Linked DNA regions of Homo sapiens: region 2 is linked to region 1. A link is a loop called in an ENCODE intact Hi-C map of the cell type or tissue named here. Cell type or tissue: GM12878. All regions are shown on one strand. Each heading gives the region's core, and the rest is flanking DNA. Links, peaks and the distances in the headings are about the cores only. Region 1 overlaps SORCS3 (sortilin related VPS10 domain containing receptor 3). Region 2 overlaps SORCS3 (sortilin related VPS10 domain containing receptor 3).

The links. Hi-C counts contacts between places; a loop is a spot of excess contacts. Peaks named below come from ENCODE experiments on the same cell type or tissue, not always from the same donor. Only the 100,000 strongest peaks of a DNase experiment are listed, where the experiment ranks them.
Region 2: a loop joins it to region 1, with 8 times the contacts of the local background. A loop is called at or near these places in 1 of 110 quality-filtered maps.

The regions. Positions count from the first base shown.
Region 1 is chr10:104,807,310-104,812,690 of GRCh38, forward strand. The region is part of intron 1 of SORCS3 (sortilin related VPS10 domain containing receptor 3); the gene reads left to right. Among named protein-coding and RNA genes, the nearest start is that of SORCS3-AS1, 140 kb to the left of the region's middle. RefSeq lists enhancers at 1,666-2,865, 2,032-2,555. In GM12878, for the core only: no CTCF peak of the experiment used is centred there; a DNase peak (open chromatin) is centred at 2,143.
Region 2 is chr10:104,891,055-104,896,435 of GRCh38, forward strand. All of the region lies in intron 2 of SORCS3 (sortilin related VPS10 domain containing receptor 3), which reads left to right. Among named protein-coding and RNA genes, the nearest start is that of SORCS3-AS1, 230 kb to the left of the region's middle. In GM12878, for the core only: no CTCF peak of the experiment used is centred there; no DNase peak of the experiment used is centred there.

The DNA of each region.
Region 1 (5,381 bases), core at 113-5,112:
TGTTTGGGGATTCCTTGGCCCATGGAGAGGTCTTGAGGAATTCATGAACACCCAGATATGAAGTGGAAATTTTTATGTGAATACATTATATATTTCTTTGGAGAGAGTATCTACCATTTAATCATTTCCTTTAAGAGTTCTTAAAACCTCTAAATTTAAGACAAACATGAACTATCAGGGCAAGGTAAAAAATAGAGGTTACTAAACTGGAGGACATTGGAAGAAGAAAAGAGATGAGTGGCTTTCTAGAAGTCTAAGAATCCTACGTTTAGAGCGTCTCAGGTTGTGGGGGAGGGTGGAGCAGCATCCATTCTCCAAGTGCTTTCTTCACCTCTTTTCTCTTTATTTTTTTGAAACGTGAGGCTGATTTTTGTAGTTGAACTTCTTGAATATGAGGGTGACAGCTCAAAAGCTAAAATCATTCTGTGGCTTCCAACACTTGCTGCTCTCCCAGCTTGTAACAGATGGATTTATAGCGATGATTCCATAGAATGTGATGCATGAGGGAGTTGTCCTCACACCAGAAAAAAAGGCTTCGTAATTTACTTTCAAATCTGGTTTTGAGTGAGGGCTGGAAGGCCTGCCTCTGCCATGATATGAAATGGATTCCCAGGAAGGGGTATGGCTCAGTTGTCTGACCTTTACAGCATATTTAAATGTATATTATGGTGTTCACAGTCGTAAATAATATAGCTAAGGTTATGCACAGGGGAGAGCTGAGGGAAACATTTGCAGTAAAGCTGTGGGCTGCCCTGGCGGGAAGACAGGCACTTGGCTTTGAACTGGAATTTGGAATCTGGGTGGGGGGAGTGAGAGCAAATATTTTCCAAATGGTTGCCAGTTGCTTTGGCACCAACAGAACTAGGACTTCTGAAGCAGAAGAAGCAGGATACGTTCTGCTTTTGTGAGTTGGTGAAGGACATCAGAGTGGATCTTCATTTATCCATTTACCAAGGATTTATTTAGCAAGTACTATATTCTGGACACTAGGGGCTGAGGATGTAAAGACAGGGCTTTTGCTTCAAATAGTAAACAAGAAAATAGTGGATAGAAATAAATAAATTAGTATAATGTGTAATACAGGAGAAGCATGCATAGAGCACAGAGATAGCATGAAAAGGAATGGCTGACTCTAAATGGGGGCAACAGGGAACAATGAAAATATGGAGGTAAATGTATGATTTGGGTTTTGAAGGATAGGCATTCACCTGTAATGGATGATGGGAAGGACATTCAGATGGAGGGAAAAACATGTGTGAAGGCCTGGAATCAAAAAAGAGAATGAGGCATTGAGTAAAGGCAATTTGCAGTTGTTTCCATGTAAATGAGATGGTGGAAACCATCAGTAGATAAGGAGACTGGAGCCCATCATGAAGAAGCTCTATCAGCCATCTTATGAAGGTAAATTAACTAACATCTACTGAGTATTTACATCAGTTATTCTACTGAATACTTTGATGTGCACAATCCTATGAAGCAGATACTAGAATTATCCCATTTTACAGTTAAGGGAGTGGAGGCTCAGAGAACAGAGAATGAAGTAACCTGTCAAAAGTCACACAGCAGAAATGGACTGCTGGTAACTTGAAGACGTGCTGGTGATAGAAATAGAAGTAAATGGATTTGAGAAATATTTCGACGGCAAAATCAACCCATTGATTGCGTTGGCTATAGTAAAATGAGGGAGAAAGCAAGGAAAGATTTAAGAATGATTTTTCATTTTTTGTCATATAAAATGGGAAGGATAGTTACGCCATTCACAGAACAGTAGAGGTTTTGGGAGGTAGAACATGGGTTCAGTTTCAAATGTCTTGAGTTTTAGATACCTTTAGGATATACAAATAGGATTTAAAAGCTGAAATAGCCTATTTGTCATTCATCTCCCAAGACTTAGTGTCTTAATTAGTTGCCTAAGCGTTCTGTGAGTTGGCAATTTTGGCTGGGCTCAGCTGATCAGTTGTTCTGGTCTTGGTTGGGATTCCTCATACATTTGTAGTCATGCCCATGCCAGCTAACTGGCCCTGCTCCTGGGGGTTGGCTGGCTGTCAGCTGGGGTGCTAGGGAAGCCAGACATGTGTCTCATCCTCCAGCAGGCTAGCCCAGGCTTGTTCTTGTGGCTAGGCATGGTTCTCAAAGAGCAAGTAGAAACATGCAATGTCTCTGGAGACCTGGACTCAGAACTGTAACACCATTGTTTCTGTCATATTGTTTTGGGCAAAACAAGTAAAACGCCAACCTATATTTAAAGCCTGGGGTGATTGACTCTTGATTGAAGCTCAAGTTACAACAGGAAATGAGTGTGGTTGCAGGAATGTGTGACATCATGGCCACTGCTGCAGTTGGCCACACCTGTTCTCCAAGCGGGACTGCTTTATAGTTTAGAGCACATCTTGTACCACCTTCCAGCTCTTACTCATGATGTCTCCATCCTCATTTAATGAGCATTATTTTGTCGTCTGTTGTGTGGGATAGCTACTCTACTAGTTGCTTGGGGATACAGAAATGAATAAAACGTACTCCCAGCATATGAGGTTAAGGATGGTCATGTAGCCTGTTAGTGGTGAAAGTGAAGTTGCTCATCGAGCCACAGACTGTACACAGTGTCCTTTATTTGATGTTCTCCTGATGTAACCATGTTGAAGCCTCAGCCCCCTGGGATAGGGGCTGCTTCCTGGAGCTTTGCATGAAATGTGTCACCCACCAGTGGGTTGGACTATTTCTGAACATGCTTCCGACAGAAAGCATGTTCTTGTTTAAGCAGAGCCATATGCCACATCTTGAATGTTAAAATTTAGCCACCACTGAGTCATCTAGAGATGAAATAAAGGTTATGAGATTTTAAAAGCAGAAATAAAGGATTTTCACCTCTATTTTTATAATAGTTTTTTTCTGAATATAAAAGAAATAGGAGTATCTGTTGTAAGAAATTAGAAAATCTGAAAACATATAGTGAGGGAAACAGAAATGGCCTGTCACGCACTGGAGATTATGTTAACATACGTGTACATTTATTTTGTAAAATTAGATGAACACTTTATATAAAGATTTATATTTAACATTGTCATCATATAGTGTGTATATTTTTTAAACACTTGTTAATGGTATATGTACTGTTTTATGGATTGCATTTTACACTTAACATTATACAAGTAGACATTTCAATATTGTAAAGTAAAATGTAGAAATATAATTTCAGTCTCATCATATTAAGTAGTACAGTTTAATTATATGATTATTTGGCTGTTTATGTTGTTTCTGATAATGTGCTATTATAAATAATGCTTTATGACCTTCCTGAAACCTAAATCATGTGGGCATCTGATTATTTCTGCTGTACATAGTCTTAGAAGTGGAAATACTGGGCCAGAGGGTATAAGTGTTTTTAAAAGATTTCCGATAGATATTGGGAATTTACTTTGCTGAAAGGTGGTATAGCAGTTACATACTTGTCATCTGATTTTCTTTGCCTTGAGAACTATCTGGGTGGCTATTGTGGAAACTTTCCTAGCAAATATTTGTTTATTTATTGTTTCCTTCATTCACTTATTCATTTATTCAGTAAACATTTATAGAGCGATAGTGCCTAGGGAGAAATAAAAATGTCTGAGACAGATGGTTACACAATATCATGCATTTTTCAAAACTCATAGAGATGTATACCACAAAGAGTGAATTGTACTGTATGTAAATTTAAAAAACAAAATTCTAAAAATGATTAAGAAAAGCCCATTGCTTCAAGGAACTTAAAATCCAGGGAAAGAGATAAGACATGCACGTAATAATTATAACACAAAACAACATATTAAAAGTACCATATAGGAAGGGAAAATATTTACTGGTACATTTCGTGTGCCAGGAACTGGACCAGATATTTTACACATTCATTCATTTGTTCATTTCCTGGCAATACAAAGATGAAAAACCTGAGTGCCTGTTCTCAAAGAGGTCCCAGCTTCATGGGAGTGGGACCTGCAAACAATCAACCACCACCAGGATAATTACTCTAAGTTGCACATGCAAGAGAACAGAACTTGCCTGAGGGAGTTGAGGCTGGTTTCTGAGAAGAGAGGGAACTTGCCAGGAGACATGAAGGAACACAGTGCTTTGCCTCATTTACTCCTCACAGTTGCCTGGTGAGGCAGAGCTTTCACACTTATTTTACACAGGAGGAAATGGAAGCTATAGAGCTTAAGTGAAGTGTCTTGCCGAAGGTCACACAGCTGAAAAGTGGCAGAGCCACAAATTTTGCCTAGATATGTGCTTTCTGTCCTAGTCACTAGATCCCTAGAAAGGGACTGGAATTTAGGATAAGCATTGCAGGATGGGGAGGAAGTAGCTCTGGAGTAAGCCAAGAGCAGCATCTCATGGGGAGAGGTTCATACGCAGGGAGTCAGGTCAGAGACCAGAGGCTCATTTAGCGGAGCGGTGCAGGGCAGATGATGGTGGCAGCCAGATAGCAGACAGCCTTACATTCTCGGCTGAAGGCTATGGACTTTTGCAGGCAGGGAAATGATTGATGTTTTGAGAACAAAGGAATGGCCTGCCAAGAGATGTGCATCAGAAAACATCAATCTGGTCTCAATATATGTTATTTGGGTGATGGATACCCTGAAAGCCCTGCTTGACTATTATGCAATCTATGCATCTAATGAAATTATACGTGTGCCCCATACATTTATATAAACAAAAATAAAAGGAATTGACAACCTAGAAAAAACAAAGAGGAATGAATAAATGGAAATGCCAAAGAGAAAAAAAATAACTTGGTAGTAGCACCCTGAAAGGATCCAGATGAAGGGTAGACAGAGATTTCCATCTCTCTTGGAGAACTCTCCTGTTCAGTGGTAGCGCACCTAGAATGTCAGAGTAAGGACACAGTGCATCTTAGTCCAGTGATCACTTCCCCACTAGCTAGGCCCCATCCTTAGTTATTCCCAAGATTTTGTTTCCTTATTCCAGCAGTTGCGTATCTAAAATGTCAGAGTAAGGACGCAGTACACCTTAGCCCAGTGATCACTTCCTCACTAGTTAGGTCCATCCTTAGTTATTTCCAAGATTTTGTTTCCTTTATGAATCCTGTCAAAATAGTAGACAAACTGAGACCTAGCTTTTGTTGTATTATTTCAGTTAAAGCAAATAAACAAAACCTCTTCTACTCAAATATTATTTCCTTTGCCTTTTCTACCTCTACTTCCAGCTGGCGATTCCAAAAATAAAAAGCTTTGTTTCCTCAAATAATAACAATGCACAATGTTGGAATATTCCAGTGAGTCATACATTGGTAGTCACACACAGGGATGGGGGCGACTTTAACCTGAAAACTCCAGCCCCTAATGGGCCTTTCCCATTGGAACCAGGTTTTACTCTTAAGGGCCTGGGTG
Region 2 (5,381 bases), core at 265-5,264, 84 kb after region 1:
TTCTGGGACATGATTATGTTGTTTGGAAACAGTTGAATTCTTACACGTGTTTTGTTTAGGGTTTACAAGTGTTTTGCCCCACTACTGAGGCGGGAAGTTTTCTGAGGTATTCTACCTGATTCCCCATGACTTATGAGGGTTGCCACTCTGGCTTATGGTAACAGTAACTGTTATTGGCCTTGTGTGAACTTCTGGAATTGTTCCTTCTAATTCTTTCAGGCGGTTCTTTTTCTGATGTTGGGTATTTTTCACATAGATGCACTGATCAATACTCAGCTGAAGACTTAGTAGGATAGGGAGTCCGCTCTGTATATCCAGAGTTCTCTCTACTTGTGCAGCTGTCCGTTTTTCAGTACTGCTTCTTGCAAACTCTAGCTGCTTTGCCTTAGGCTTTCCTGTTCTGTCTGCTGAACTCAGGGAGATCACTGGGCTTCACCTAAGTTACTTTTCCCTAATGTAGCCTGAAAACTCTGTCCATGCAGGGTTAAGGGGCAATTACAAGGCTTACTGAATTTGTTTACTGTCTCTTAGGGATGCTTCTCCTTCATTGTCTTGGTGTCCAGTGACATGAAAATTGTTGTTTTATATGTTTTATTAGTTCTTAAATTGTTTCATGTGAGCGGGTAAATTCACTCTCTGTTACTCCCTCTTGTCCAGAATCAGAAGTACCTATGCTTTATTTTATATCTGATAAAACTGAGGTCCAAAAAAGTGAGTTGTTGCCTAAGGTTTGCTGAACCAGATTAGTGGCAGAGCTAGCATTGGATCCAGATTTCTTTCTTCCAGGTTGGTGCTTTTTCAATCATAACACACACTATGACTGGCACCTCCGAAGGTAATGAATTGGCTCCTGGATCTTCAAAGACAAGATTTAAATCACAAAGAGAATGAACTTCATGGAGTTGCTGCTCTTCTTTGATCCTTATTTGTTAAACATATTTTTCTCTAAATAGGTTTGTGACCCCTCAGTGAAGATGTAGACTGTCAGCGTGAATATTTTGTGAAGATTCTCATTTTAAGTTTTACAACTTTATACTGCTGGAAGTTGTAAAAACATGTGGCCCTTAAAAATTCCAGCTTGATGGTTAAAATGTCCATTCAGGGTCTGTTCATCTTTCTTGTTAGGAAACCTAGATTGTAAGTATACTAATAACTTAATAGTAATGGACTAGCTCAGTGCTGTGTTTAGGGAGATGCACTAAGCTAGTTGGGATTAGGTATTATTTTGGCCGAGGGTGGAAGTGAGATTTTTACCTTACTCACAGTTCTTACCACATCAAGACCAATAAAAACATCTGCTGCATGACTGACTATTCTGTTTCACATATGTTACTTGTCTGTAAGCTTCTACAGGTAAAGGCAAAGGCCATGGTTAAATAGTATCTGGCCGGGAGCAGTGTATCACACCTGTAATCCCAGCACTTTGGGAGGCTGAGGCGGGCAGATCACCTGAGGTCAGGAGTTGAAAACCAGCCTGGCCAACATGGTGAAACCCCATCTCTACTAAAAATACAAAAAATTAGCAGGGCGTGGTGGCGTGTGCCTGTAGTCCCAGCTGCTTGGGAGGCTGAGACATGAGAATCACTTGTACCCGGGAGGCGGAGGTTGCAGTAGCCGAGATCGTGCCACTGCACTCCAGCCTGAGCAACAGAGTGAGATTCTGCCTCAAAAAAAAAAAATTTTTTTTTCTCCTATTGCTTGAGACACAAGGTACTTAATACATGTGAGTTCTTTCCTCCCACTTTATGTCTTCCCAGTGTGAAACTAGGAGGCTGTAACACATAGTGTGTTCTCATTGCGTGCCTCTCTCTCTTGCTCACTGTATTTCAGCCTTACTGCCTTTCTGTAATTCCTTAAAAAAGTCAATCTCTTTCTTCCCTAGGATCCTCATACATGCCATTCTCACTGCAAAGCTCTTTATTTAACTCTTTGCATGACTCAATTTTTCAGGTTTAGCCTAAATGGAATCTCCTTTTAGAAGGAGCTACCCTCTCTCAGTCTCTGTCATGGTCCCTGTTTGTTTCCATTGTGCGTCATAGTTTCAGGTTTTGAACTTACTTATTAGCACACTAGTTCATTGTCTACCTCCCACTCTAGATTGTGAGCTTCATGAGAGCCAGGACTTCGTTTGCTTTATTACTTATAATTGACTTGGGTCCCAAGGAAAATGGGCAGGTATTTGGTTTATACTTGTTGGGATTTGTGTTTGTAAAAGAGTAACGTAATGCAAGGCTGATGTAGATACTCAGCAGGGACTTGTGGAATTAAATCTCCAAGGGTAGTCGGTCTCCCAGGCATCGCCATATGCAAAGCATAACCTCATTCTGAGTATAGAATGACCAAGAACAATGGCCTCTTCTGTCCACTCCCCACACTGTCTGCCTTGTCAGCTTTGGTAATCAGAGCAAGGTAAGGTGCAGTTCACTCCAGTTTGATTTCACTTGTAGAGAGATTTTCTATCAGTGGCATGTACTGGCTGTTTTCAATGTTTCTGACAGATGACAAGCCTTTTGTCCCACTTGTCCCCCTTTATGCCTTGACTGACTTTGGCCACCCAGTCCCCTGGTGCGAGACCTTTAACTGGTCCTTTGTAGAGTCTGTTTCTATGAATTAGGGCTCGTTTCCTTCCAAATGCCCAAGATGCCTTGCCGTATCTGCTCTGCATGTCGCAAAGAATCTAGCAATCTCAATGGCGAAGTGAACAGCTCCTTGCTTTTCCAGTTATTTCCTTCTCAGGCAAGCACTGCCATGCTTAGTAGTCTGGTCAGCTTTCTGCTCTTCCGAGACTCTCCTTCACCCATTCTGATAAGGACCTCGGGTTTTCTCCTGTGACAAATTTATGGCTCTCTCCAGCACCTGTTCCATCCTCCCTTTCTGCAACACTCCCAACCGGCAAATTCATTTCATTGTTTAGCTATGTCTACTCCCTGTCAATAAATTACTTCTTCCTGGCTTGCCCAGGCCTTTCTATTTTTTTCACAGACCTTTTGGGGGCTTGTTCTTAATTATTCCAGCTACTCACTGACCAGGCTTCCTCTCTGTTATTTGTCGTGAACTCTTGTGTAATCTCCTTTCTTCTCTCCACCCTTTGCTTTCTTATCATTGTTTTACACACATGTAACTGTCAAATCATGTCAGTTTTATAAGCCCATAGGTCCTCTCAACTGCAGCGTTTCTCTCAAATAGTGTTAGAGGAGGGAAAAAGGCATTGCTCTTTTCAGTATTCTTCATCTACCAACATTTAATCACCAAGCAATTGCTGAGATTCAACTGTGTGCAACACCCTGGATTGGAATGAGCAGTGGTGGTGATGGTGAGTGGAGACAGGGTGTTGAATACCAGAGTTATATTTCACAGCAAATATTGAATCATGAAGGCTCTTGAGCTGGAAAATGACTTTGTGCTCCTTAGCTGTGCTTTAGCAAGGCAAATTTGACACCACTCTGAAACCTGGACTGAGGAGGAGGAGGTTCAGAAGTGGAGGAATATAAGCTAGGGGAGTCTTAGAGAATCCCAGGCAGCCTGGCAGGCAGCTGATCATGTTGAATTTGGATTGTACAGAAGGAGAGACCAAGAAGGACCCATGCACGAGGTATTTCTGAGCTAGCAAAACTTGGCAGCAATTAGAGGTGAGGGATGGAAGAACAGTCATGATGATTCGAATGTTTTGGACCAGGAAGAGTTGTAGGATTTGGTCCTATTACCAAATTGGGGAATGGAAAAGGAGAAGGAGGGAGGAAGTGGGGGAGGAGAGGTAGGTGCAGGAGAATGATGATGGGAGAAGTGACGAGCTCAGTTTTAGTTAGCATCCTGGAATTGAAATGGCAACGGTTCATTGCACAGCATTTGGAAATGTGGGACAGGCACTCATGGGAGAGGCTAGAGCTGGATAAAGTTTGGGAGTCATCCAAATAGAAGTGGGAAGTGAACCAGAGGAGCAGCCATATGCATATTAAAAAGCAGCTAATACTGCAGGCAGCAGGTGTGGGGCTCCAGTGTGGTATGAACAGGCCCTGTGGGCTGTGGACACTCAGGGGATGGTGGAGTACCATGACAGGAGCTGTCAGGGAGGACTTCCTCAAGGAGGTGAGGCTGGAGCTGAGGCTTTCCTCTGCCTTCACCCAGCATGCCATTTTTGTTTTTACCTATTTCAATCCCTTTCCACATCTGGGCATGATTTTCATTTGCACTTATAATCTTCAACCCCAAATATTTTCCTTCCTCTCCATTTGTGATTAATCTGAAAGTAGAGGGTAGACAGCAGAGGAAAGATGCCCTCAGGTGCAAACTCGTGCCCCATCCCTTAAAGGTAGTGAGTGATAGCCTCTTTTTGGAAAGCATGTTGGGCAGCAGAGACTGAATCAGAAACTTCTTATGTCCCACTAACAACAGGGAGAAAAAAAGTGTTGTAGAGACTTGCGTGCACTTTGCCTTCCTAAGAACTCTCATGTACTGTATATCTTCTTTCTTTGTCCAGAAACTGACTGCTCCAGCATCCCTCAGCTCACACTCTCCTTTCCTTTCCTTTTCACAGCATCTGTGTCTCAGGGATGTGCAAGAATATAATGATTCCTGCTTCCTCAGCTGGTCTCATCAGCTGTTCTCATCCACTACACTGAGTTCTGGCTTTGATGGCAAGGAAAGGGCTCCCTCTGCTCCCTGAATGTCTGTCTCCATGCCTGTACACGCTTACATGTATGATGGGGGAAGAGTTTTGGATGCTCTCCCTGCCTGCTAGCTTTGCCAAAGCTATTGAATTAAGCAGGCAATTTCCTCTCACTTTGTTTCTCTGTAAATTTCCCAACCATATGGTATGAGGAGAGTTCTTGGATTATAAATAAACAGCACTGCTCATGAATCTCAGGATTTTTGTTTTTCCCTCCAATGGGAATAAATAGAAAGCATAGATTTGTAACTTCAGAAAAATGTGTTGGAGGAGAAGATAATGTCTCCCTTTATATACATATATAAATATTTTTCTTCCATTTCTCTTTATGCAGAGTCCCTTTTTCCTGGGAGTTTTCTGGCCAGAGTCCATTTGTTTTTTATTACTGCCATTTTCCAACCTGGAGGTAAATTGTTGCTCTAAGGCAATGTGATAATAGCCACATGGGCCTGGCCAGATTGCACTGACCAGATGGGTTTGGTGCATCTTTTCTGCTGCTGGAGTTGTCAGTTCCCCTCTTTGCAGGACACAGACTTCCTCACTGGTCTTATGGCAAAGGAATTCAGGGAATGGGAAGGATCCACAAGACCTTGGCCTTAATAAAGAATCACAATATTTGGCAGCCATTTTACCTGATTTCCTGCCACTAAAGCTACAGCGAATCAGCTGGGCATGCTAGCCACCAAGGACAAATGCCAGGATAGGGGCCTGGGAC